7 separate regions of the Homo sapiens genome follow, and all the other regions are linked to region 6. Evidence: chromatin contacts called from ENCODE Hi-C or POLR2A ChIA-PET data. All regions are on one chromosome and are shown on one strand. The core of a region is the stretch at or near the end of the contact, and the rest is flanking DNA. Distances in the headings are between cores, read along the strand shown. Region 1 overlaps NRXN2 (neurexin 2). Region 2 holds the start of DNAJC4 (DnaJ heat shock protein family (Hsp40) member C4). Region 3 holds the start of SF1 (splicing factor 1). Region 4 holds the start of STIP1 (stress induced phosphoprotein 1). Region 5 holds the start of TMEM138 (transmembrane protein 138). Region 6 holds the start of SLC3A2 (solute carrier family 3 member 2). Region 7 holds the start of CCDC88B (coiled-coil domain containing 88B).

Region 1 (3,373 bases), core at 606-3,105, 1.8 Mb before region 6:
AGTGGAAGTCGGTGATCATGAATCTGATGGGGTCTGTGGGGCTGATCGCCCTCGGTTTGTCAAGCGGCTCCTTCCTTAGAGGTCTTGAAGGCAAGGGAGTCCCCAGAAAAGCCTCTCCTCCCCTGTCCGTGCAAGCAGCACCTCCACCCTGGAGAGGGCCCTTCATCCCCTCAAGGCTGGGGAGGGACTGGCTCGGTACCCCCTGTGCCTGACTCCCCAATTCTGCTTCTCCAGTAGGGTCCTTACTGTTCTCCGAGGGGGGGGCCGGGAGAGGAGGAGCCGGCGATGTGCACCAGCCAACAAAAGGTCAGTGACCCCCATGGTCCCCAGAGAGCCCAGCCCTCATCCTGCTGCAGGCTAACTGTGCTTCCTGGGGGGAAGCCAAGTCAACGCAGGCACATCCCCTTGTCCTCTCTGAGGCCTGTGGGAAGTGATGGGTCTGCTCCCCGAGTGCCATTCCAAAGGCCCCATTAGCTGCCCTGATGTGAAGGGCCACAAACCTCCATTTCTTTCGCAAAGCCCAGTTGTTCTGATGACTTCTTTCTAGAACACAGGTATCTTTTTATGTGGCAGTTGTTCAGGCTGATCCCTAGGAAGTATCTGTTTCTTTGTTAAGGCAACCAGGCAGCACGGCAACCCCAATTTAACCATCAAATTCTGGAAGCCTGCTAGGTGCCCAGTCCAGGGAAATTCTGATTGGGAGCTGTGGCCAGCACAGGGCCTTTAAGCCTGCTTGGGGGCTCTAGCTCCTTTTTCTGTACTGAGGCTGCCTTTCTTAAGACAATCTCTTTCCTAAGAAGTTTACAAGCCACTATAACAAGTCCTCAAGGAACTCCAGTGGGTGCCAAGCACTGGGGCTATGGAGTCCCATTTCCATTCTTTAGTCTGCTCTTCTGTTTGCCTGGATTTCCGCCATCCTTGTCCTCTCCCCAATGACTTGGTGTGTCTCTTTCGTCTGACTCTTGAAAAAGCAGCCAGGCCATGCACACTGGAAGTCTCCTTGAACACCCCAGGTGAACCTGGTCACTTCCACACTTTGTCCACACTTCCACTAGAAGGCTCATCACACTGTATCATAACTGTCACTTTACCTGTTTGCTTCCCCAACTAGACCAAGCTCCTTGAGGCCAGGGATTGGATATTTTTGTTCCTATGCCCCCGGTGCTTCACACAGCTCTTGGCACATAAGTAGCTGTGTGCTCAGCAAATTTATTTTATATGAGCCAATGGGCTCTGTTACTAAGGGGCTGATTGATGTTCTAACACCTACAATAAAGTGTGGTCCATGCAAAGTACATGAAAAGTGCAGACTCTTTTCAGAGGAGTTAATTTATTCATTGAGGCCAGGCACGGTGGCTCATGCCTGTAATCCCAGCACTATGAGAGGCCGAGGTGGGAGGATCACTTGAGGCCAGGAGTTCAAAACCAGCCTGGCAACATGGTGAGACTCCATTAAAAAAAAAAAAATCATTGAGAAAGAGAGGGAGACACAGAGAGAGGCAGGACACTAGCAGAAAGTTACCAACTGGCATGAGTCGTTTATTTGTGGGATGCTTTATGGTTGAGGAAGCTGGACCCCACCCTTTCTCTTTCTGAGGTGCCCACAGCAGCCTGTGCAGTTCCTGATGATCAGCTCCATTTTCCAGACGGGGAAGCTGGGACTTAGAGCCCAGCTTTGTGACCAGCGAAGGTCACAAAGCTGGTGGTGGAGCCAGCACTAGCGCCCAGGTCTTCTTTCTCACATCACATTTCCTCTCCAGGGAGCAGTACAAGATGTTATTAGGCAGTAAGTGCCAAGTGAGCAGAACAGACAGCTGTAGAGCTCGAGAGTAGGGAGGGCGGAGGGGGGCGCTGGAGACCTTCCCAGAGGAGGTCTGGGAGCTGGGCCTGGAAAGAAGGCAGCTGCTTTGTCCCTCATGCATGGTTCTCAGAAATGCAGGACCACAACAACTAGTCTCTAGCCACATTCACTGGGGACACTTGTAGGGCTACAGACTCCCCAACTGTGGGAGATAAACGAGCATCAGCTATTATCTTCCTTTCTCGGTCCGGAGCAATTAGGGGCGGTAATTGTGCAAGCGCTGCTGGGAGTTGTAGTTCCCAGTCGCGCCAGACCGGCGAGATAGGGGAGAGCGCCCCCTGGTGCTTCAGGGCTTGTTCAGCCCAGATCTTGTTTGTGCTCTGCTGAGCCCCTCCGCCGCCCCTACAGGCTCACCCCAGTAGAATCCCTCCACCAGTCCCTTGAAGTCATGCTCCGACCTCCCCTACTCAGGTTCTCTCTCTCTCTCCTCACCATCTTCGGGTTTTCTTTCCACACTTGCTCATCTCTTTTTCTGTCCCTCTTCTCGAAGGCTTTCAGGTTCTCTTTGGCTGCTCCTCAGGCCTCTTGGCGTCTCTGGGCTGACCCAGGTCTCCGGTGGTAAAGGGACTGGAGCCCGTGGAGGCGCAGGCTCCAGAGTAGCTAGCTTTGCCACCCACCCCAGGAGACTGGAGGCAGGGCTGAGGAGTCGAGAAATGGCCTCGTTTCTCCACTTGGCCTTGGCAGCCACTGTCCAGCCCCAGACCCGCCTCTTTCCTTTTTGCTGGCCTCTTGTTCTGTCCCAATCACTTACTCACATGGTTGCCTTATTCTTTTCTTTCTTTCTGTTTGACTCTCTTTAATGATACTTTCTTTGACTGCAGTGAAGGTGAGGGAGTGGGAGGAATGGCTTCTGGGTGGGACTAGTACATGTGGCAAAACCAAGGTCAAACATTCCTTTTTCTGGTCCTTGAGCCCCCTGGTTCTCCTAGTGCCTGGGCAGCAGGCTTCGTTGCTATGGAAACAGCAAGGCCCCAGAAAGCCTTGGCTTCTGTTCCCTAGAGGTCCCTGTCCACTTTCGTTGCTGGCTCTCTTCCCATCTCCTGTACCTGTTCCCGCAGGGCTTGCTCCTTTTCTTTATCCAGATAGCCGCGCTCATCCCTTCTTGCTCCCTCACAGCCCTGAGCCGTCTTCATTTCTTGTCTGTCTCTGCGATGGTTCTCCTTTTCCTGGCTCTGCCCCACCTCCCTCCTTCCCTCCTCCTTGCCACTCTTCCCCGCCTTACCCTCTTGTCTCTGCTGGGGTCCTCACTTTTGCTTTCTGGCCCTCCCCGCTGGTACCATAAGTAGACAGAGGAAGGGATTCAGACTGTCCCGATGTTGCCCAGGCCCCCACCAGCCTTGCTGCCCTGTGGCCTCAGGAAACCGGGCCTTGCCAGCTGCAGTGAGTGCTGTGCCAGGCTCTGGGGCAGCAGCTGGTGCCTTGGCATCCGGAGGCAGTGAGGACAGAGGCTGTGGGCAGCCTGCCTAGAGAGAGAGAAGCAGGCTGTGTGTGGAGGGGAGGGGATCTGCAGAA
Region 2 (3,582 bases), core at 1-2,500, 1.3 Mb before region 6:
CACCCTTCAACTCAGCCACCAGGAGCTGACAGGGCTGAAACAGGTCCCAGGACAGATCTGTCTCCAGATCAGCACCCCCTTTGGAGTGTTTCAGGCATAGTGCAGGTCAGGATTTCTCAAAGTGGAGTCCAAAAACTTGTTGGAAAAAACTGATTCCTGGACAGGCGCGGTGGCTCACGCCTGTAATCCAGCATTTTGGGAGGCCGAGGAGGGCGGATCACCTGAGGTCGGGAGTTCAAGACCAGCCTGACTAACATGGAGAAACCCTGTCTCTCCTAAAAATACAAAATTAGCCGGGCGTGGTGGTGCATGCCCGTAATCCCAGCTACTCGGGAGGCTGAGGCAGGAGAATCGCTTGAACCCGGGAGGCGGAGGTTGTGGTGAGCCGAGATTGCTCCATTGCACTCCAGCCTGGGCAACGAGCGAAACTCCATCTCAAAAAAAAAAAAAAAAAAGGAAAAAGAGAAAGAAACTGATTCCTGACCCCCACCCAATTGATTCCTCCAGTTCAGAATCTCCAGAGCAGAGCCCAGGAATCTGGATTTTGTACCCGACACCTCCCCATCTCCCACCCCCCACAGAGGGTTATGCACAGTGATACAGCGATGCTTGGAAACCACTAGAGCTGTGGTAAGAGCGTTGGGTTTGACCTGGACTCAAACTTCCTCCTCTGCCGCTTAAATCGGTGTATGACCTTGGGGGTCTTCTCTATCTCTGATCCTCAGCAGGGAAGGCGAGGGTTACCTGAGACAAACCTGGGAGCCTCCTGACACGGAGTAGAGACCACAACTAACTCAGCACGTAGGGCAAACAGAAACCCATTGAACAACCGGGCCGGCCCCCCGCGCCCAACTCACCGCTGCCCGGCGGCCGCTCCGAGGAGCCGGGAGGGAGGGTTGCGGGGCCACAGCCGGCACAGGCGCAGGGGCAGTAAGGGCGGCATGGCGGCGGGCGGGCAGCTGGGAAAGGAGGCTACCAAGAGCGCATTGGACCAGGATGGGGCTAGACTTCAAGCACCCGGGGGCAGAGGGAAGGGGCCTGGCCCGTTGTTCTGCAAAGGAAGACTGAAGCAGGCCCGGAGAGGGGGCGGTTCTTGCCCAGGACCAGACCCGCGTGTCCTTGGACCTGCCCCTTCCTCTGACCCGGGCATCCGCAGCCCTTCCCAGCGCTGGCTTCGGGGTCTGGCCACCCAGCCAGGGACCCCAAGACCCCGTTCCCACCCAGGGAACTTGGGGACGGGAGAAGGAGGGGCCACAACCAGGCCCCGCCCCCGCTGCTCACAGACCCGCGGCCGTCGCCATTTCCTGCGTCTATTCAGGCCCCGCCCTCACATTCTCATTGGCGTGGATGCCAAGACCACGTCCACCTGTCAGGAAAAAAAAAAAAATCGGTGGAGACCCCGCCCCTACATGTCTATTGGCCTTTGGTGCCTCCGGTCCCCCAGCCTGCGGACTCGCTGGACAGGCGCGGGCGCCCACCTGGGGAGCGGGCGGGACAGAGCCCGCTCTCTGCGGCTTTGTGACGTTTTCGGCCCGGCCACCGTGTCTCCGTTCCGCTGTTGCTCCCCTCTGCAGCGAGGTATATCTTACGGAGCTGCTTCCGCCCCGGAGCCTCTCTGGAGCCAGCAAAGAAAGGGAGGCACAGTTCTTATCCCCTGCTTGCAGAGGGGGACACAGGCTGGGCGGGTTTTTTTTTTTTTTTTTCCCAAGTCACTTGTCCTGCCTTACACACTCAGGGCCCATTGCTCCTCTCTGTTACAGAAATAGCAGATGCCAACGGAATCCAAGAATAAAGTCGTTTATTATTTTCAGAGCGGCGGGAGTAGGGCTGGGGACCCTAGGGCCGCTCCAGTGGGACTTCCCTGAACCCGGTTGTAGAGGATGATGGCGCCTTTGGCCGAGGGGCAGAGTTCAGCCCACATCTCCGTCTCGAGCAATCTCTGCACGTTCTGTGGGGAGACAACGAGACCCAGGCATTCAAGCTTGCCACTTCTCCTGCCAGGGCTGTGCCCAGAATTCCTGAGCCTCAGAGACCTCTGCACTGTCCTTAGGGAGGCATGTTAAGGGGCTGAACATGTCCCTGGACCTTTCCCTTGCACTGAGGGCAAATCTTGTGACTCTGGAGGGAATTGTGACCCAGCCAACACCTCCCCTACAAGATATGCATTGCCAGGCCTCTGCAGGCCCCAGCCCTGGCCTCCAAGCAAGATGGTTTGTCACTCTGCACCTGTGTCTCCACAAAGAAGATTCCTGTAGACTCGTGGGCCTCGGGTCCCCCACTCAGGTAGTGCTTCCTCACCTGCTCAGAAGTCAGGCTGCACCTGGACAAGAACACAAGGGTGGCTTAGTGGGTGACCAGCCCCTGCGGGGTACCTGTGGAGCCACAGCTGCCTCAGCCCACTCCTCACCACCCACCTTCCCAAGACCCAGGATCATGTACCCGAGCCTACTCACTGGACATAGAACTCGGCACTGGCTCGGCCAGCACTGGTCTCATTTCGGGCGATGCCCAACAGCAGGGGCTGGCTCAGGGTGAGCAGCGGCAGGTTCACCTGCGGTGGAGGGTGGGGTGGGGGGAGGTCCCACCTATCAATGCCACTGCCCACATCCCTGCCCGTCTCAATGAAAAACCGCCTGTTACCTGTGTACAGCATTTTATAGCTTGTAGATCAAGGACCCAGCATTACAGAATGTCAGATGATGGGCATGTTTGTTTTACAGGTACACCAAAACCAGAGAGATTGAACACGTTGCCCAAGGTCACCCAAGAGAAGTCAATTTAGTGACTGGGACTCCCACTTACTCCTTTTTCTTTTTTTCTTTTTTTGAGATGGAGTCTCGCTCTGTCGCCCAGGCTGGAGTACAGTGGCACGATCTCAGCTCACTGCAACCTCTGCCTCCCAGGTTAAAGTGATTCTCCTGCCTCAGCCTCCTGAGTAGCTGGGATTACAGGTGCACGCCACAACGCCTGGCTAATTTTTTGTATTTTTAGTAGAGATGGGGTTTCTCCATGTTGGCCAGGCTGGTCTCGAACTCCTGACCTCAGGTGATCCGCTGGCCTTGGCCTCCCAAAGTGCTGGGATTACAGGTGTGAGCCACCACACCCTGCCACACTTACTCCTTTTTCTTTTTTTTGAGACGGAGTCTCGCTTTGTCGCCCAGGCTGAAGTGCAGTGGCGCGATTTCGGCTCACTGCAACCTCCGCCTCCCGGGTTCACGCCATTCTCCTGCCTCAGCCTCCTGAGTAGCTGGGACTACAGGTGCCCGCCACCACGCCCGGCTAACTTTTGGTATTTTTAGTAAAGTCAGGGTTTCACCGTGTTAGCCAGGATGGTCTTGATCTCCTGACCTTGTGATCTGCCCACCTCAGCCTCCCAAAGTGCTGGGATTACAGGCATGAGCCACGGCGCCCGGCCACTTACTCCTTTTTCAACAGACTTGGGGAGTAGGCAAGATATTTATCATTGTTTCCATTGAAAAGAAGAATCCTTGGCGGGGCAAGGCATGAGAATCACTTGAACCCAGGAGGCGAAGGTTGCAGTGAGCCGATATGCCACCACTGCACTAGCCTGGGCAACAGAGC
Region 3 (3,593 bases), core at 1,045-3,544, 1.9 Mb before region 6:
TGGTCTAAGTAAAGCAGGACAACAAAAGGGAAGTTATCTATAAGAAGGGTCATTAAGAAGGCAGCAGGTTTTTGTCCCATGTTTAATTCTCTCCAATAATTGTACAGAACAAGAAAAACAAGCAGGTCTAATTTATTATCTCAGAAAAAATTATAACCATACATGGCTGAGATCACAGTCACCTCTCTCTCCAGGTTTCAAGTGTTGTGGGGGTTCCAACATCTTTTCTATTTATTTTAAAAAACCACAGCAGAGGGGTTGTGCACCCTTTCATATTTCTTGGCTATTTGGATTTGTTCTTCTGAGACATGTCCATTCCTATTTTTTGCTCATTTTCTATTGTTTTTGCCTTTTTTCTAATTAGTTTTTAAGATGTATTTGTATATTACAGGTATTGGCTCTTTATCATGTATGGCAAATATTTTTTCCTCATCTATCATTGTCTCTTGACTTTTATCAGTGTTAATTTTCGGGGTAATCAAGTATATCTTTTTACAGTTTGAGGTTCCTGTCTTTGCAGTCTCTCAACCCCTAGAATACCCTTATAGTCTCCTAAATTATATTCTAAATGTTTTGTTGTTTAAATTTAAGATTCTACGCCATTTATCAACGAAATCATCTTTTCCTGATTGAAATAAAATACTACATTTGTGGTATTTCCGGATTCTGTTGCACTAATGTGTCTTTCCTACCAACAATATCATATTGTTTTATTATTGTGGTTTTTTGTTTTTGAGACGGAGTCTCATGCTGTTGCCCAGGCTGGAGTACAGTGGTGCGATCTCAGCTCACTACACCTCCGCCTCCTGGGTTCAAGCAATTCTCCTGCCTCAGCCTCCTGAGAAGCTGGGATTATAGGCGTCTGCCACCACGCTCGGCTAATTTTTGTACTTTTAGTAGAGACGGGGGTTTCACCGTGTTGGTCAGGTTGGTCTCGAACTCCTGACCTCAGGTGATCCCCCCGCCTTGGCCTCCCAGTGCCTTGGCACTGGCCTATTGTGTTTTATATACTATGTTTGTCATCTGGAAAGGCAAGCTCCTGCTCCGTCTTGTAAAGTTTTCCCAGTACTGTAGTAGTTATTTTTATTTTTATTTTTGACAGTCTCGCTCTGTCACCCAGGCTGAAGTGCAGTGGCCCCATCTCGGCTCACTGCAACCTCCGCCTCCCGGGTTCAAGCGATTCTCTTGCCTCATCCTCCTGGGAAGCTGGGATTGCAGGAGTGCACCACTACACCCAACTAATTTTTGTATTTTTCGTAGAGACGGGGTTTCGCCATGTTGGTCAGGCTGGTCTCGACCTTCTGACCTTGTGATTCGCCCGCCTCGGCCTGTCAAAGTGCTGGGATTACAGGCGTGAGCCACCGCGCCCGGCCGTAGTTATTGTTTTATACGATTTTAAGATCATTTAATTAAATCCTCTGAACTCCGTGGAGATTCCAATAGAAGTGTGTATTTGTAATTTTTGAACTGACAACCTTCTGTTACCTTTCATCTAATATGTTGTTGCATCAGTTCAAATACTGTTTTAAATCCTTCGATAAGTCGTCTCTATTCGTAGCTTTTTGGGTCACTTTTTTTTTTTTTTTTTTTTTCCAAAAAAACAGGAAGTCTTTTTACCTGCAGCGTCAACTGAGCCGGTTTTCCGGCGCGCGCCAGCCCCTCCCCTGCTCCCGCCCCAAGGTTCTGCGTTACCATGGGAACAAAGGTTGACGTCACTTAGGGCTTCCTTGCTGGACCCAAGGGTCGATGGTGAAGGGAGACGGGTGGAGAGGCGGTTTTGCTCCATCTACGCATGCGCACTTCCTGCTCCAGGACTCCCCCGCCGTAAATCTCGTTCCGGCTGGGCCTTTTCCGCCGCGACTCTCGCTTAATCCCGGAGAAACTGCCCCCTGGGGGAGGGGAGTAGAAAAAGGCTGGAACCAGCGACAGCCAATCCCGCGACACTACAACGCAGGCGAGATTGATTGAGTCCACCACCGCAGCCAATGAGAGAGCTCGCCGTCGCTCCGTCATAGAGTTCGCCCCACCCCATCCCCTCCTTTCTGGACTCGGAGCTCAGTTCACGCAGTAACAAATGAAGTGCGCGCTGCGACACCTCCCAGCCCACCGAACTCCGCCGCCATTTCCTCGCTTGGCCTAACGGTTCGGCCAATCCCAGCGCGCATCAAGAAGGACTGAGGCTCCGCCAATCGGAGGCCGCCGATTTCGACCCTTCGCCTCGGCCCGGCCCAATCCAGGCCCCGGCCCCGCCGCCCCCGGCCCGCCCCCGCGGTGCCCTCTCTCCTCCCTCTTTGTGCGTCTCGCGCCGCCGCCGCCCGCCGCGTGAGAGGACGGGCTCCGCGCGCTCCGGCAGCGCATTCGGGTCCCCTCCCCCCGGGAGGCTTGCGAAGGAGAAGCCGCCGCAGAGGAAAAGCAGGTGCCGGTGCCTGTCCCCGGGGGCGCCATGGCGACCGGAGCGAACGCCACGCCGTTGGGTAAGCTGGGCCCCCCCGGGCTGCCCCCGCTCCCCGGGCCCAAAGGAGGCTTCGAGCCGGGCCCTCCGCCTGCACCCGGGCCTGGGGCGGGGCTGCTGGCTCCCGGGCCGCCGCCGCCCCCGCCCGTGGGCTCGATGGGGGCCCTGACCGCGGCCTTCCCCTTCGCGGCGCTGCCTCCGCCGCCTCCGCCGCCGCCCCCTCCGCCTCCCCAGCAGCCGCCGCCGCCTCCACCGCCACCGTCCCCCGGCGCCTCGTACCCGCCGCCGCAGCCGCCCCCTCCGCCGCCGCTCTACCAGCGCGTGTCGCCGCCGCAGCCGCCGCCACCCCAGCCGCCGCGTAAGGACCAGCAGCCGGGCCCGGCCGGCGGCGGAGGAGGTGAGTCGGGCCGAGAGAGCGCGAGAGGCGTCGCGCGGACGGGCCCGGCCGCCTGAGGGGCGCGCGGCGGCGGCGACGGCGGCTGCACGCGGCAGGGGCGCGCGTGCGCGCACGGGGAGGCCCGGGCGGAGGCGCCCCTGGGCGCGCGCGGCCTGGTTCTAGGGCCTCGAGTGCGCACGCGCGCTGTGGGGGGAGGGCTGGGCGGGCGGGAGGCGCTCTGTGCGCAGACGCAGTGAGGTGGCCGGGCTGTGCGGCGCAACTGTATAGACTGGGGGCCCACTATTGCTGTCCAGTCCGCTGGTGTCGGGAACAGGGGTGGCGGGTGTTCAGCGCTGGACGGGGTGCTAGCTGTGAATGCCAGCAGGGCGTGAAAGCCTCACCTGATGACGTGCAGCGACTCCCTTCTGGTCTTGAGGAACCAGAATGGGAACCGTACCAAGGATAGCTCCTCTGCTTCTACAGCAAGGCAGGGTTTTCATCCGGGAGAGGTTGGCATGCTTCAGATGATGGTTGGGTCTGATCTTTCTTGGTCTCTTTTGGGGAGAGAATTTTAGTTTGTTTTTTTTTTTAAATCTGTTCAGTATGTTTAGATCTCAGTCTGATCGGCTGCCCTGTCGCTTTGTTTTAAAAAGCTTTTCCCTCTGATCCTGTACCCCTTGGGAAATAGAAGGACTCTTTTGTGGCAAATGTAGGGAGTTTCTGCCTATGTACGGGGAAAGGAGAACTTGGCTGCTATTGTATAGG
Region 4 (3,335 bases), core at 43-2,542, 1.3 Mb before region 6:
GTCTTATTTAAGGGGAGAGTGTGGGCGATCTTAGTTTTATGGCCCTGAAGTAAGAACCAGATACCAGGTATAGTTTCAGAATTGTCACCCCCAAGTGTTATGGGCCCGGAGCGAAGACAGTAGTACTCCCGAGCGGGAGGATGATTTCTCGGAGGTTGGTAGAGGTTTCTTGGAGGTTGTTTTGTCCTTTTTCTTCCGATGAATCATTACAGCTCAATGACAGCTTCAAATCGAACAAAACCTCTAGGCCTTTCATAACCGCAAGCTACTGAGGACATAACCAAGTCACTGAAAGGAAGCAGCAACCGCTTCAAACTCGGCCCCTCAAATGCTCAGTAGAGGCCCATAACTTCCAGCGGTTGATCTCTGTAAATTGTCTACAACCACCCCCGGGTCGTCAGAAACCCATCTTTCAGACCCACCTTTCGGAAGTGTTGGTCCTCGGTCACTCGACAATCACACACACAAGCATACAAAAAGAGGGGGAGGGGCCGCAATACATTTGTAAAACACTGTCAGAGATGGAATTCGTCCCAAGGACTTTTGCGGCACCCTTCCCTTTCCCGCATCAGGTAGAGTCGGTCTGTCGCTCCTCAGACCCCCGCTCAACGCTCTCCCACCCTGACCTTCTCAGATGTAGAAGAGTAACATTTGCCCCAACTGCATCCCAGGCTGCTAAGATCCTCGGCTACTCCCAGTGTATCCCCGTCCCCGCTCCCTGGATCCGTCCAAGTTCCTCGTGGCTAAGTCCCGAGCGGTTTCTCCGTCGGCCGTCTGAGATCTCCCGGAGGGCTACCTCGCGGGTGCGGACCCCGGCCCCCGGCCCACCTCCACCCCGCCCCCTGCGGCCCGCACCCTCCCCAACATGGCCCGCAGCCGCCCCCTCGGGACGCCTTCAGGGCCCGGTCGCGACCCCTCTTCCCGCCGCCGGCCGGACTCACCCAAGCTGTGGCCTCCGCCGGGCCCTCCTCGCCCAACCAGGGGGCGATGGGCGCTCCCCGCGGCCGGCCTCGCTAAAGATCCCGCTCCCGCCCGCCGCCCGCGGCCCTCACCTCCCCGCCGCCGCCCCGTCCGGCCCCAGCGCCGAGCTCCGGTCTCCTGGATCCGGCGCCCGCCCCGCCCCCCTACCGCGGCCTGGCCACCGCCGGTCCCCGAGCAGGCTCGGGGCCTCAGCCCGCCCCTCCCCCTTCACCTGCTCCATAGCGCAGCGCGGTCCGGAACCCCGTTGAATCGAATCCGTCCGCTCCGCGTTCCCAACCGCACGCGCCGCCTTCTGGAACCTACTAGAAGCTACCGGGACCCCGGCTCCCGCCCCTTCCTCGCCTGCTCACTGGTCGAGTTCTTCTAGGGGGAATGTCTGTGCTGCTCTACTATTGGCTTGAGGTCCAGCCCATCATCTCCACTTCCTTCTCATTGGACAGCGGGGAGTAATTCCCTCAACCCTGCCTCCCCCGCACCTCAGGATTGGGCGCTCCTCTATAAACCCACCCATCTCAGGCTCCACGAATGGAGGGAGGAGCGAACTTCTGCGACACGGATTGGTCTTTTGCACTGCCAATCGTAGCCGCGCTGGCCGCGCCCATTGGTTCTGATCGTTCTGGAAATTTCCACCTCTCCCATTGGGCTGCCGGACTCCATGTCGGAACCGCCTTCAGAATGAGAGCGATTCCAATTGGGCGGAGGGTTGCCAACTCTTTGCGCTGATTGGTTTAAATCGCTGCCCTTCAAAAGGCCGGGTTTCGCCCCGCCCCTGATATATGGGAGTACCGGCTGCAGTCGGGGTCTGTAGCTGTGTCGCCGGCGGCTGCGGGGCCTCTGGGTTGCTTTCCCTCTCGCTCCCGAGTGCCGCGAGTTCCAGGCGGTCCCCGGGATCGCCAGCGGCACAGGGCCCCAGCCCTTCGCCCGCGCATCGGGATGGGGGTCCTAGCCGGTGGGAGCTGCCTGTCCCTCGAGCGCCAGCTACCCGCGTTGTCCAGCGCTCCGGCCTCGGCCCGGCCCTCCTGCCTCCTGGCTGTTAGGTTCTGAATGTTCCGGAAATGCCACGTGACCGCGAGGGCGCTTGGGCTTGGGCTGGACAGGCCGGGGATCTCACCGCGGCGGGCCCGGCTGTCCCGCTTGGGCGTCCTCAGTGGAACCGCACACCCTTTCTCAGCGCGCCGGTCGTTTGGTCCTGTAGGGCCGAGGGGAATTCGTGCGGTGTTGAGCACGCGGGAAGCACTTAACGAAAGGGAGCTGCCCCTCAGCCCTCGTGAGTCCGATGTAAAGGAGTGAAGGAGACGAAGAACTGAATCAGTAGTTGACCGCCTGTGAGCTGGCGAGCTGTGCCCTGGTAGGGCCTTAAATCCCAGCCCCAGAAGTCGGAGGCAGGGCAGGCACCCCAAAGCGTGGAAGAGATGCACCTGCGGAGTGAAAATGCTGCTATTGCTTCTAGGGTCAGCCTTGGTTCCTGGAACAAAGGAGCCGCATGACTCGGGTCTGGCGATGATGTTGGGCTCTGCAGTGTCCTCATCCTTCCCCCTCTCTGGGTAATGATATCTTCCCAGGGTTTAAAGTGTGTCCTCTCTGCCAGTAGCTTGTCTCCACAGCCTCATCTTTAATTCCACCTGCCCCACCCATTTTGGACACTGCAGCCAAGTTGCAGCAGATCCGCAAACCTGGTAATCCCTCACTTGAAAGTGCTGGAGGCTTTAGGATGGGGTTCAGGGCCTGTGCAATCTAACCGCCTGCTTTTTTTTTTTTTTTTTTTTTTTTTTTTTTGAGACGGAGTCGAATCTCACTGTCTCCCAGGCTGGAGTGCAGTGGCGCCATCACAGCTCATTGCAGCCTCAACCTCCTGAGCTCAAGCCATCCTCCCACCTCAGCCTCCCAAGTACCTGGGGTTACAGGCAAGCACCATTACGCCTAGCTAATTTTTCTGGGTTTTTTTTTTTTGTTTTTTTTTTTGTATAGATGGATTTCGCCATGTTGTCCAGGCTGGTCTTAAACTCTCGCTCTGTCTCCCAGGCTAGAGTGCAGTGGGGCAATCTCGGCTCCCTGCAACCTCTGCCTCCTGGGTTCAAGCAATTATCCTGCCTCAGCCTACCAGTTAGCTGGGATTACATGTGTGCGCCACCGCGCCCGGCTAATTTTTTTATTTTTAGTAGAGGCGGGGTTTCACCATGTTGACCAGGCTGGTCTCAAGACTACTGACCTCAAGTGATCCCCCCCCCCCCCCGCCTCGGCCTCCCAAAGTGCTGGGATTACAGACGTGAGCCACCGTGCCCAGCGGTTTTGCATTTTCAATTGTGGGGCACGGTGAGAAAAGACTTGAAGAAAGCAAGGGAGTGAGATCCATG
Region 5 (3,186 bases), core at 530-3,029, 1.5 Mb after region 6:
ATACTTTAGTGAACAAAACCAACAACAAAAACCCCCAAGAAGTCATTTATTCTAGGACCTTCACCAGCTTTTCTCCATGCCTGGAATCTTCTCAATGCAGAGCTGTCTCTAACCAAAGGAATCTAGTAGTATTACTGAGAAGAATGACTGCCTGGTCATGTAGTAGCGGTGGTAACAAAAATGGCAGCAAATCCTTATACATTGCTTACAATGTGCCAGGGAGTGTTCTACAAGCACTAACATTATTTAAACCTCACAAGGTAGATGACATAATACATTATTACCTTCCCCATTTTACAGATGAGAAATTTGAGGCCAAGAGAGGTAAAATAATTTGTCCAAGGTCACGTCGTTAGTAAGTGGCAGAGCTAGTATTCAGATGCAGGCTGCACGGGTCCACAGTCTGTGCTCTTAACTACTGGACTAAGCTGTCTCTTACATAATTGATAGACTAGTATTTAACTAGGCAGGAAAAATGCCAGCAAAGAAGTGTGAAGTGCCCTAGGCAGAAAAAGCAGAGAGGAAACAGGGGTCTCCTGGAAAGCTTTATCTTTAGGGTTATGGTTGCAACACAGTGGCAGTTGTTTCTTTTCATCTATTCCAAGACCCACAAGTTGCTCTGGGGGTGTCCTATGACCCGCTGCTGTGCCAAATCTATAAAGAAATTTCAAAATGCTCTGGAGTGTTAGCGATTAAATTAGCATCGGTAAAATGTTTTGCAATTTATAAGCTCTTTTCATATTTCTAACCTTACGTAATCCTACAACCATCTTGAGAAGTAGCCATTACAATGTATATTATCCCCATTTTACACAGAGGCTCCGGAAGGTTAAGGCACCTCCTCCACCTCAGCTGGTGAAGTCCCACCTTATTGGACATATGTTCGCGGTTTCCTCATTCATTAAATTTTAGAGAGAGAGAGAGTGTCTCGCTCTGTCGCCAGGCTGGAGTGCAGTGGCATGATCTTGGCTCACTGCAACCTCCGCCTCTCGGGTTCAAGCGATTCTCCTGCCTCAGCCTCCCAAGTAGCTGGGACTACAGGTGCGTGCCACCACGCCTGGCTAATTTTTTGTATTTTTAGTAGAGACGGGGTTTCACCATGTTAGCCAGGATGGTCTCGATCTCCTGACCTCGTGATCCTCCCGCCTCGGCCTCCCAAAGTGCTGGGATTACAGGCGTGAGCCACTGCGCCCGGCCGCATTAAATAACACTGATAGCTACTACCTAGGTACTCACACCACGATAAACTTGTCAACCAAGATCGTTTCCTTTAATCCTCCCTACAAGTCTGCAAGGTGGGAATTATTCCTATTCTACAGGAAAGGACACAGAAGTCAGAGCTCAAGGCATTCCTCCAGGTCTCAAGTCAGCAGAACCCGGCTTCATAACTGTGACGCCAAACCCGTGCTCTTAACCACTACTCATAGGCCACCATCCAGGGCTGTTTTGAGGATCCGTTATGCAGAAACGCCCATGCCTGTCTCTACGTACGACGATCCCCTCCAGTTTAGGGCAGTGGAGACTCACAAGCTCATGAAGCTCTTTAATTCGTCCACCGCTACCTGCCGCCTTCCCTTTGTACCTAGGGCAGTATTCCTCACGCTTCCCAATCCACTTAAAAACGAGGCTTCCTTGGCAAACAACAACAAAGCATAAAACCCAAGCCCAAAACAACAGCACCAAAAATTCTGACTTCTGGTCACTTAACCCACTCCTCGTCAATCACTCTCACCTCCAAACTCCAACGTCGGTTGTCATGCGGACATCGTCCCGGCTTCCGGAAGCCGGCTTTAAATTCCGGAAGTAAATGGAGGAGGCGGGCCCCGTCTGCGCCGTGCGGCCTGCTAGTCCCCGGCTTTCTCTTCCCGCTCTATGGCCAGTCTGGCCGCCATGTTGGAGCTTTCGCTGTTCGGGGCCCGGCCTGCTCCGGGCCCTCCCAGCGTCGCCGCTAGCTGACTTAGGGCTCCCGCCCACACTGCGCACGGCCTTGCTGAGGGCCGGCTCGTAGTGGGAGGCTTCGCGTTCACCTGAACATTTCCGCCTCCTCTGGATGGGGGATGAGAGGCGGGGCTGATGCATCGCAGCAGTCCTGGACCCTGACTTCGGACTTGGAGAAGAAACGCCGAGGAGGAACGGGAGTTAGGGGGTTAGCAGCTTGGCGCGCTGGGAGCCGGCCACCCCTGGTCTCCGGACTTCACTTCCCAGGAGGCCTCGCGCGCGACTGGAAGTGCTGCGAGCCTATAAGAAGGCGAGGCGGCACCCGCCGCTCTGCTCTGGGGCGGCATTGCCAGCCGGCTGTAGGCATTCAGGGCAGTGTCTTCTGCATCTCCTAGGAACCTCGGGAGCGGCAGCTCCGGCGCCTGGTAGCGAGAGGCGGGTTCCGGAGATCCCGGCCTCACTTCGTCCCACTGTGGTTAGGGGTGAGAAGGATCCCGGGGCTGGGAGTTCAGGGACCTGGGTTCGAATGCTGGTTCCGCTGCTATCTCGCTTCGCACTGTCGCGATCCCCTTGCTCGGCCTCAATTTTCTCTTTTAGAAAGTGGGCACCTTTCTCCGCGCTCTTCCTTCCAACGCGGTGGTTATAAAGGCACGAAAGCTCTTCAGAGGACGCAGAAAGCACCTGGAGCTCCTCACCCCAATTTTCACCCATTGTTAGCTGGCACGAGCACCCAGCAGAGGAGTCAGGGATCACCCCTCGGGTGCCTGGAACGGTTCTTTGGACACCTGAGCCGGACCTAGGCACAGCCTGAAGTCGGGGTCTATAATTATTCCGGTGCTAAGGGGTAACTTGTTCACCTACCTCCTTGGCAGGAATATTGAGCCCTTCACTCCTCATGTTCCGACTTTAACAGAAGCTACCTTTGAGAATAAGGAATCCTCAGAGCTGAGAGGGAGTGGACCCGAATTCCTGTACCAGCTCGGCCACTTACCTTGGCTAAGTCATTTTCTTGTTTTGGGCCCCAGTGTCACAGTGTTTTTGATTTGTAAGATGAGGGTTTAGGGCTTGTATCCTAAATCTGGTCCTCAAGATTCTTGAAGTCCCCCAGTCCATCGGGGAGGGAGAGCAACAAACTGATTTTCTACCCCTTCATTTATTTGTAGTTCTAAATTATAAAAGTAACACTGCAAGAGTTTGGAGTAGAGCCTTTTTCTTTTTCTTTCTTTTTTTTTTTTCTGAGACAGAGTC
Region 6 (3,351 bases), core at 365-2,864:
TCCATCTCAAAAAAAAAAAAAGATATTGGAAGGCAGAAAGTTTATAGTGCAGAGAAGTGGCCCCTGTGTTCCCCACTCCCAAAGTGAACCTTTTTAAACATGTGTCTATATCGAGTCGTAAAACAATATTTGGGATTCCCCCCCCCCAAAAAAACCTACTGTTTTACAAGTTTAAAACCACTGGTTTAGTAAATATCTATATTTTGCAAATAAGGGCACTGAAGCCCAGAAGTTAAATGACCTGCTCAAGATTCCACAGCCAAGTAGAAAGCCCCCAGACGACTGGACAAATCCATTTTAGGCTGAAGACTAACAAATCTCCCCTCTACCTGCCCTAGGAAAACTCAGAGCCAGTTAGCAGGAAACCAGACAAAAGTTCTAGCCTACTTTTCCTCTGGCCAAGTCCTTTCTAGCTGTTTCCTTGGGAACCCCAGGATACCCACTCTTTTTTTTAGCCGATTGCAAGAGACTGTCAAAATCTTCCTTGGAGCCAAAATTGGGGTCGATCTGCAGCAAGTCAGTCTGAGCGACATCATCCTTCTGGTTCTTGTGAATTGGACCCAGCACAAGGCCCTTCACCTTCAGAGAGCTCAGGTAATCGAGACGCCCCTTCAGACCTGAAATGGGGGCTGGGTTAACAAGTGAGGCCCCTCTGAGAGGCCCCTGACCTCCCCACCCTCCCTTCTCCCAGCGCCTAAGGGTGGGACGGGGAGGGGGCAAAGGGGGAGAGAGGGAGGCAAGGCTGAATCACGAGACTCAGAGGAGCTGATGTAAGGAGTCCTGCACATTACTTCAGAAACCGGTTGCAACTGGCTTCTGGCGCCGCGGGGAAGGAGGACGCTGAGTCACCCACCCTCGTGACGGAGTGAGGGGCGGGTCGGCTTTCTTCAAAGAAAGGAGGGAAGGACAATGTGCCGGGGAGGGGGTGGGGGAAGGGGGAACAGTCGTCGGTACGGGATGGAGGGAAGAACCATCTAGATCCGTCTGGGGACAGGGGAGGGGGTCGGTGCAAGCCACCAGATTCAACCGGAGGTACCCGGGACGGGGGCGCGCTGCACTCACCCGCCAGGTTGCCCGCGCCGTGGCCCTGGAAGGCCTGAAGGTCGCCGATGCGGTAGAGGGCGCCCGTGTGCCACCACTTCTGCGCCGGTAGCTCGCGACAACGCGGCGCTCGCACGATTATGACCACGGCACCAGCAAGCATGCCGAGCCAGCCGAGCCAGAAGAGCAGCAGCAGTGCCCAGCGGGTGCGTACCCAGCCGGGGCTGCCTGCCACCTTCAGCAGCTCCTCCTTGGACAGGCCCGTGAACTTAGCCGCGGCTGCCGCCTCCGCCTCGTCTTCCGCCACCTTGATCTTCACCAGACCATTCTTCTCGGCTCCCGCCAGGGACATGGCCGCCCCAGACGCCGCGTTCATCGGCTGCTTCTCGGGCTCTAACTCATTCAGCTCCACCTCCTTCATATCCACCTCGGTGTCCTGGCTCATGGTGCCTGCAGAACCGGCGACACGACGCAGCTTGCGGTCAGATGGTGGCTCAACCCCTACCTGGACCCTCGGACCCAGAACGCTCTCCCCGGCCTCTGTGCCTCCGCGCAGTTTCGGCTACTGCATCTGCTCAGCAGCAGGCGCGGCCTCTGGGAAGGGGCAGCGGAGCCCCGCCCCGGCCCGCCCCTTAAGGTGGAACCTCGGGGACTGCCCCAGCCGTGGGCGGCTCAGGGTAGTAAAGTCAGGAACACGCCTCCGACAGTACTTCCTGCATGGTCCAATTTCTCATCTCCAACCTGTCTAACCCTAAAGTTCTTTTCAACCTGATTCTGGGAAGGCCTGGCACGGAGCCACCTTTAAGTGGACTAGGCCTGTGATCCTGCCCCAAATCCCGAGGCCCCTCCAGTGTCCTTTAGGCCTTACCGCCCCCAAACGCCCCTCTTCTTCCATTCCGGCAGGCTAGTGACTACCCCAACACCATCCTCCATTTGCCCCTGGTTCACGGCTCCGGCCGCCGTCTGGTTTTCCCAACTTTGCATGGCTACTTGCACTCTCAGAGGCAGCCAGTCACAACTTCTGCCTTTTCCCCCACCAAGGCTTGCCCTCTCAGGCCTCTGGGACTTGGCGCTAGACCTCTGCTAGACCTCTGCTTCCGTGCACGGCTTACTCCCACTCGTTTTTCAAGACTCATCTTGAATTCATTTCAAGAAATTCCTCATGCAGCAACTATTTATTGTGTACTCACTACAATACTTTGCTTTGTTAACTTTATTGAATTTAACACTAATCCAGCCTTCTTCACAGTACTTTAAAATGAATGGTTTGGGCAGGAAGGTTGAGGTAGACACCCCCCTTCTTATCCTACCCCACCCCCAGCTGCTAGCACCTGGATGTTTGGCAGCTAGGAATCAGACATCCAGAAGAGACTGATAGGGCTGTAATGAACATAACAGAGCTAGGTCTCAGAGGCATCCACCTTTTTTGTGGAATAGACCAGAAGATGCCATGGCCAGACTCTTACCCACCTTGCAGGAACTCCCACAGTTATCCCCAAACTCCCCCAAGGTCCTGTCTCCCTATCACTTCACTATGTTAGGCCTTGGAGGCAGCTGGTACTGCAGAGGCTTTGAAGAAGCCTAGAATTCCCTCCACAGGGTCCTTGGATTGAAGTGGGGCAGAGACAGGGTTCACAGCAGGGAACTACCGGACATCAACACCGTGGGGTGCCAACACTCTCAGGAACTCCTTGTTCCTAAACAGTGCCAGTTGGGCTACTTTCAGAGAGGAGCTGGAGGAAATCGGTTCTTTCTCCCTTTCCCACCTAGGCTGGAAGCCAAGATTGCTGTGTATTTGGAAGAAAGCAAAAGCCAAGATCTGAAGTAATAGCATAGAGAAAAGGGTCACCCTCTGCTAGTCCCCTCTGCAACCCCAGGCATCCAACCCCATCCCCACCCTAGGAACAAGGGGTGCACGGGGCAGCCCCTGGGAGAAGGCAAGCAAGTGGGTTCAGACCAGTGCTCAAAGATAATAAGAGATCCAAGGTGCCCTGCATGTGCCAGATAAGAAGTGCCAACCAGAGGTTCTGAATGGACTATATCTCGAGCACAAAAGCTCAAGGCTGGGCGCAGTGTGACTCATGCCTGTCACCTAGCCCTTTAGGAGGCCAAGGAGGGAGGATTCCTTGAGGCCAGGAGTTTAAGACCAGACGGGGCAACATAGTGAGACTCCATTTCTAAATAAATAAAAAAATAAATTTTAAAATTATCTGGGCCTGGCTGGGTGTGGTGGCTCACACCTGTAATCCCACCTACTAATCCCTGTAATCCCACTTCTCATGCTGTGGCATGAGAATCGCTTGAACCCAG
Region 7 (3,331 bases), core at 644-3,143, 1.5 Mb before region 6:
GCTGCAGGGCCAGATGGTGCGAGGGGCCCTCGGCGGGAGCCCTAGAGGGAGCCTCAGGCCTCAAGCAGAGGGGTTCTCGCTCCAGCAGCAGTTCAGCCAGCCGCTGTAGGTCAGGGGTCAAGGGTCAGGACTAACTTATCCAATGCCTCTGCACATCGACCCCCAACCACAACACCAGACATGGGGTTGTGGTCTGGGGTCTTGGGCCATCTGGTTGTGACATCACTGATGGCCCAAGACCTCAGACCACAACCCCATGCCTGGGCCCCAAACTTCCATCTCCCTTGCACAACCGGCTCCCTGATGGTCCTCCAGTTCCCCAACCTGAGTCCACGATGCCCCTGCTGCCCCTACCTGGGCCCCCAGGTCACGCTCCCGTGCCAGCTTCGACAGTGTCCCCATCAGGCTCCGGGACAGCATCTCCAGCTCGGCAGGTGCCAGCTCCCCAGGATCTGGCCCAGACAGTGCCAGCACCACGCCGGCCCCCGGCTGGGTCACCTGGGGCGCAGGAAGAGCAGTTCAGTGGAAGCCGCGGTGTGGCAAGGGCGTCCCAGGTGCCATACCAGTCTGGGCTGCCGAACCGTCTCAGTACCTCCTGGATGGCAGCGGCCAGCTCGCTCTGGACCTCGAGACTGAGGCCCTGGATGTGGCGGATGAAGAGTTCCCGGTGCTCACACTGAGGGGAGACAGGAAGGGGAGCTGGTGCAGGATCTCCCTCCTCTACCGCCAAAGCTCGACCCTAACCTTTCCTTCCCACCGCCGGCTCACCTGTACTGACGCTCCCAACAGTAGCCGAAGAACGCCTTCCAGCTGCTCCACCGCTTCTTCTGCAAGGCACATGCCACAAGGGGTTAACTGGGGCGGGGAAGGTAGAGTAGTGCGGGGGCAGAGGCAGGAGGGTGTGGGTGGGGAGAGCACCTGAGAGAGGGTCAAATCCCAATGTCTGGAGGTCTGGGGGTGGCGACAGGATCAGCAGCTGCAGCTCCTCCTGGAGGCAGAGAGGCAGACTATATGAGGCGCCTTCCCGAAGGGGCTCCTCTTCCCCTCCTGTCTCCGCCTTTCCCTCGAGACCCCTTACCTGGTAGAAGTCCCTCAGTCGGCCCCACAGGTGGTTCAGGTTCCACACTCGCCAGGCAGCAGGTCCGTCAAGGCCTCTGAGCATCCGAGGTCCCCCTCGGGAGCTGGGGGCACTATGAGCCGGAGGTGGGCTCGAGGACCCGCCTCCCGTCAACAGGCCTCGCCCACCGTCCCTCAGGCCCCGCCCACTGAGCATCAGGCTCCGCCCACCCGCTTCCCCTCCTCTCAGATCCTTCCCCGCCACCGCCCCGGCCCGATGCCCCTTACATGATGCCCAGCACCCGGAGGAGCAGGGCCCCATCGCTGAGGCGCAGGAATCTCTTCTCCAACCAAAGGGGCGGCTCTTCCTCCTCTTCCTCTTCTTCCCCCTCCGAGTCCTCCGCCTCCCCGACCAGCCCGGCCAGTCCCAGCGCCTGTGAGGAGCCCAGAGGGGTCAGCCGACCAGCAGAGTGAACCCTGAGCCCCTCCGACCTGCCCCAGTGAGCCCAAGCACCCCTTCTCACCCGTCCTCTGAGTGCCTCTGTCCCCTCTTCCCTCACCACAGCCCCCCACACCATATCTCCATCCCCCACATTTGAACCCAGCCCTCCCCTCCGGCCTGGTTCTGCCTCACCCTCCCCCGGCCAGCGCCAACACCAGCCCCTGGCTGGGGCTCACTTCCCCTCCCCAACCCGCTGCCACCTGCCCCCTCACCCAGGTAGCCAGACTCCCACTCAGGAAGTCTCTGAGCCTGGGCCCCTTGCCCCCCTCCATGCCCGGGTCGGGGTGCCCGTCTCACTGTGGCAGCTGCACCTGCCCTGAGAGGAAGAGGAAGTCCCCGAGTGGGGGATCCCGGGGCCAGCCACAGACACCCTGTGCAGCTTCCTCCTTCCGGGTGCAGGCGGGCCTGGGCAGTCTGAGTCCTACCTCAGCCCCCACCTCACCTCCCTGCATCCTCCTAGCATCTCTGCAGGGCTAGCCCAGAGGTTGGCGGCGGAAGGCCCACAGCTCCCCTGGCTCCATGGGCAATGACCGAACAGCCCTTCACCTCTCTGGGCCTTGTTTTCTCAAACTGAAACTGGAGAGGATGACCCCAGCCTGGGACCTTCGAGGGCCTCAAAAGGGCTCTGGGCCTTGCGTGGTGAGTTTGGTCACCCACACACCCATCTTCCCAAATGCCAGGCTTCACTCACTACAGCGTTCTTTCTTTTCCCTTCAGTATTTCTCAAAGTTACCCAAACCACATCCCCTGGGAAGCCTGGTTCAGATGCTCCTCCAAGAAGCCTCCCTTGAACCCCAGATAGAAGGGAGCATCATTCCTGTGACCTCACCCCACCCCATCCTCTATACACTCGAGACTGTTGTAGCCATACTAGGTGCTATGAAGGGGAGGGGATTTGACCTCGGCAGGATGATCAGGGAAGGCATCCTGGAGTACGCATGAGATCAGGGATGGCTGGGTTAACAGGGCAAAGTGGAAAGGAAGGGAGGGTATTCCAGGCAGCAGGAACAGAATGTGCAACTGCTCTGAGGCAGCTGGAAGCATGGTCAGCAAAAAGATTGGAAATTATGCATGTTTTATCTATTCCAAGATGCTTAATGTTCACGTTTCACTTTTTGTTTTGTTTTGTTTTTAAGAGACAGAGTCTGAATCTGTGACCTAGTCTGGAGTGCAGTTGCAAGATCACAACTCGCTGCAACTTCAACCTCCTGGGCTTAAGCAATTCTCCTACTTCAGCCTTCTGAGTAACTGGGACTACGGGTGTGTGCCACCACACCTGGCTAATTATTTTGCTTGTTTTTTGTACAGACAGAGTCTTGCTGTGTTGCCCGGGCTGGTCTCGAACTCCTGGGCTCAAGTGATCCTCCCGCCTTGGCCTCCTGAAGGGCTGAGATGACGGCATGAGCTGCCTCACGCAGCCCCCATTCTACACCTCTGAAGTGAGTTTACATGGTACAGTTGCTGTCTGGCTAGCTGCCGTCCCAACATCACTGTCAGGACCCACACCTGAAAAGCACCAGCATCAAATCCTTCAGAAGAGTGTCAGCAGCTTGGAAGAAATCCTAGAGGCAAGCAGAACCCTTTTTAGCCCTGGGACTCAAATGGTGGGAAACCCCAGGGGAAGGGAACCAGGCTTGTCAGTGACACTCCCTTTTTTTTTTTTTTTTTTTTTTTGGTGAGACGGAGTCTCGCTGTGTCTGTCGCCTAGGCTGGAGTGTAATGGTGCAATTTCGGGTCACTGCAACCTCCGTCTCCCGGGTTCAAGCAATTCTC

What was found. Hi-C counts contacts between places; a loop is a spot of excess contacts on that map. ChIA-PET counts read pairs that join two places held with the same protein, here RNA polymerase II (POLR2A). Pooled maps may share reads with other maps.
Region 1: a map of transverse colon shows a loop between it and region 6 (21-fold over the local background). The contact joins the enhancer-like site here to the promoter of SLC3A2 in region 6. A Hi-C loop is called at or near these places in 1 of 168 maps with a recorded cell type or tissue (transverse colon) and 1 of 50 pooled maps. POLR2A ChIA-PET finds 5 or more read pairs at or near these places in 2 of 52 experiments (WTC11 and activated naive CD8-positive, alpha-beta T cell).
Region 2: a loop to region 6 is called in a pooled map, with 4 times the contacts of the local background. The contact joins the promoter of DNAJC4 here to the promoter of SLC3A2 in region 6. A Hi-C loop is called at or near these places in 7 of 50 pooled maps. POLR2A ChIA-PET finds 5 or more read pairs at or near these places in 2 of 52 experiments (A673 and activated naive CD8-positive, alpha-beta T cell).
Region 3: a loop to region 6 is called in a pooled map, with 15 times the contacts of the local background. The contact joins the promoter of SF1 here to the promoter of SLC3A2 in region 6. A Hi-C loop is called at or near these places in 6 of 50 pooled maps. POLR2A ChIA-PET finds 5 or more read pairs at or near these places in 2 of 52 experiments (CD4-positive, alpha-beta T cell and WTC11).
Region 4: a loop to region 6 is called in a pooled map, with 9 times the contacts of the local background. The contact joins the promoter of STIP1 here to the promoter of SLC3A2 in region 6. A Hi-C loop is called at or near these places in 1 of 168 maps with a recorded cell type or tissue (posterior vena cava), 2 of 37 single-sample maps with no recorded cell type and 11 of 50 pooled maps. POLR2A ChIA-PET finds 5 or more read pairs at or near these places in 4 of 52 experiments (activated CD4-positive, alpha-beta T cell, activated CD4-positive, alpha-beta memory T cell, activated T-cell and 1 more).
Region 5: a loop to region 6 is called in a pooled map, with 6 times the contacts of the local background. The contact joins the promoter of TMEM138 here to the promoter of SLC3A2 in region 6. A Hi-C loop is called at or near these places in 6 of 50 pooled maps. POLR2A ChIA-PET finds 5 or more read pairs at or near these places in 3 of 52 experiments (Panc1, activated B cell and activated T-cell).
Region 7: a loop to region 6 is called in a pooled map, with 5 times the contacts of the local background. The contact joins the promoter of CCDC88B here to the promoter of SLC3A2 in region 6. A Hi-C loop is called at or near these places in 5 of 50 pooled maps. POLR2A ChIA-PET finds 5 or more read pairs at or near these places in 2 of 52 experiments (A673 and T-cell).

What each region holds. Positions count from the first base shown.
Region 1 is chr11:64,687,338-64,690,710 of GRCh38, reverse strand. NRXN2 (neurexin 2) reads left to right here. Exons shown (of 23, transcript NM_015080.4): 5 at 235-306. Among named protein-coding and RNA genes, the nearest start is that of NRXN2, 34 kb to the left of the region's middle. RefSeq lists enhancers at 1,762-1,811, 1,951-2,871. Within about 2 kb of position 1,855, at least 25 of the 41 ENCODE cell types and tissues checked have a DNase peak (open chromatin) inside an H3K27ac peak, as active enhancers do; they include transverse colon, where a contact is called at or near this core.
Region 2 is chr11:64,228,216-64,231,797 of GRCh38, reverse strand. DNAJC4 (DnaJ heat shock protein family (Hsp40) member C4) reads right to left here and starts at 1,250. Exons shown (of 6, transcript NM_005528.4): 1 at 858-1,250. The coding sequence starts at 943. It overlaps NUDT22 (nudix hydrolase 22), which reads right to left. Exons shown (of 6, transcript NM_032344.4): 4 at 2,454-2,551; 5 at 2,227-2,320; 6 at 1,782-1,948. The coding sequence ends at 1,808. It overlaps LOC124902687 (a long non-coding RNA gene), which reads left to right and starts at 428. Exons shown (of 2, transcript XR_007062713.1): 1 at 428-630; 2 at 1,761-2,652. RefSeq lists a silencer at 850-909.
Region 3 is chr11:64,777,243-64,780,835 of GRCh38, reverse strand. It overlaps SF1 (splicing factor 1), which reads left to right and starts at 2,294. Exons shown (of 13, transcript NM_004630.4): 1 at 2,294-2,474. The coding sequence starts at 2,444. RefSeq lists enhancers at 1,830-1,939, 1,916-2,517 and silencers at 2,180-2,579, 2,840-3,149.
Region 4 is chr11:64,184,128-64,187,462 of GRCh38, reverse strand. STIP1 (stress induced phosphoprotein 1) reads right to left here and starts at 1,292. Exons shown (of 14, transcript NM_006819.3): 1 at 1,193-1,292. The coding sequence starts at 1,201. It overlaps LOC124902686 (a long non-coding RNA gene), which reads left to right and starts at 1,782. Exons shown (of 2, transcript XR_007062712.1): 1 at 1,782-3,335. RefSeq lists silencers at 1,080-1,139, 1,840-1,979 and enhancers at 2,100-2,169, 2,793-3,298.
Region 5 is chr11:61,360,967-61,364,152 of GRCh38, reverse strand. TMEM138 (transmembrane protein 138) reads right to left here and starts at 1,779. Exons shown (of 5, transcript NM_016464.5): 1 at 1,733-1,779. It overlaps CYB561A3 (cytochrome b561 family member A3), which reads left to right and starts at 2,271. Exons shown (of 7, transcript NM_153611.6): 1 at 2,271-2,420. RefSeq lists enhancers at 1,761-2,250, 1,661-2,382, 2,501-2,720.
Region 6 is chr11:62,879,159-62,882,509 of GRCh38, reverse strand. It overlaps SLC3A2 (solute carrier family 3 member 2), which reads right to left and starts at 1,614. Exons shown (of 9, transcript NM_001013251.3): 1 at 1,063-1,614; 2 at 444-617. The coding sequence starts at 1,486. RefSeq lists enhancers at 623-902, 139-1,338, 1,323-1,592, 982-1,873, 2,243-2,292.
Region 7 is chr11:64,338,766-64,342,096 of GRCh38, reverse strand. It overlaps CCDC88B (coiled-coil domain containing 88B), which reads right to left and starts at 1,893. Exons shown (of 27, transcript NM_032251.6): 1 at 1,771-1,893; 2 at 1,345-1,490; 3 at 1,079-1,190; 4 at 919-988; 5 at 769-827; 6 at 593-676; 7 at 355-498; 8 at 1-103. The coding sequence starts at 1,830. It overlaps LOC102723878 (a long non-coding RNA gene), which reads left to right and starts at 1,305. Exons shown (of 4, transcript NR_188518.1): 1 at 1,305-1,556; 2 at 2,019-2,197. MIR7155 (microRNA 7155) reads left to right here and starts at 193; the gene lies at 193-248. RefSeq lists silencers at 1,205-1,254, 1,275-1,354.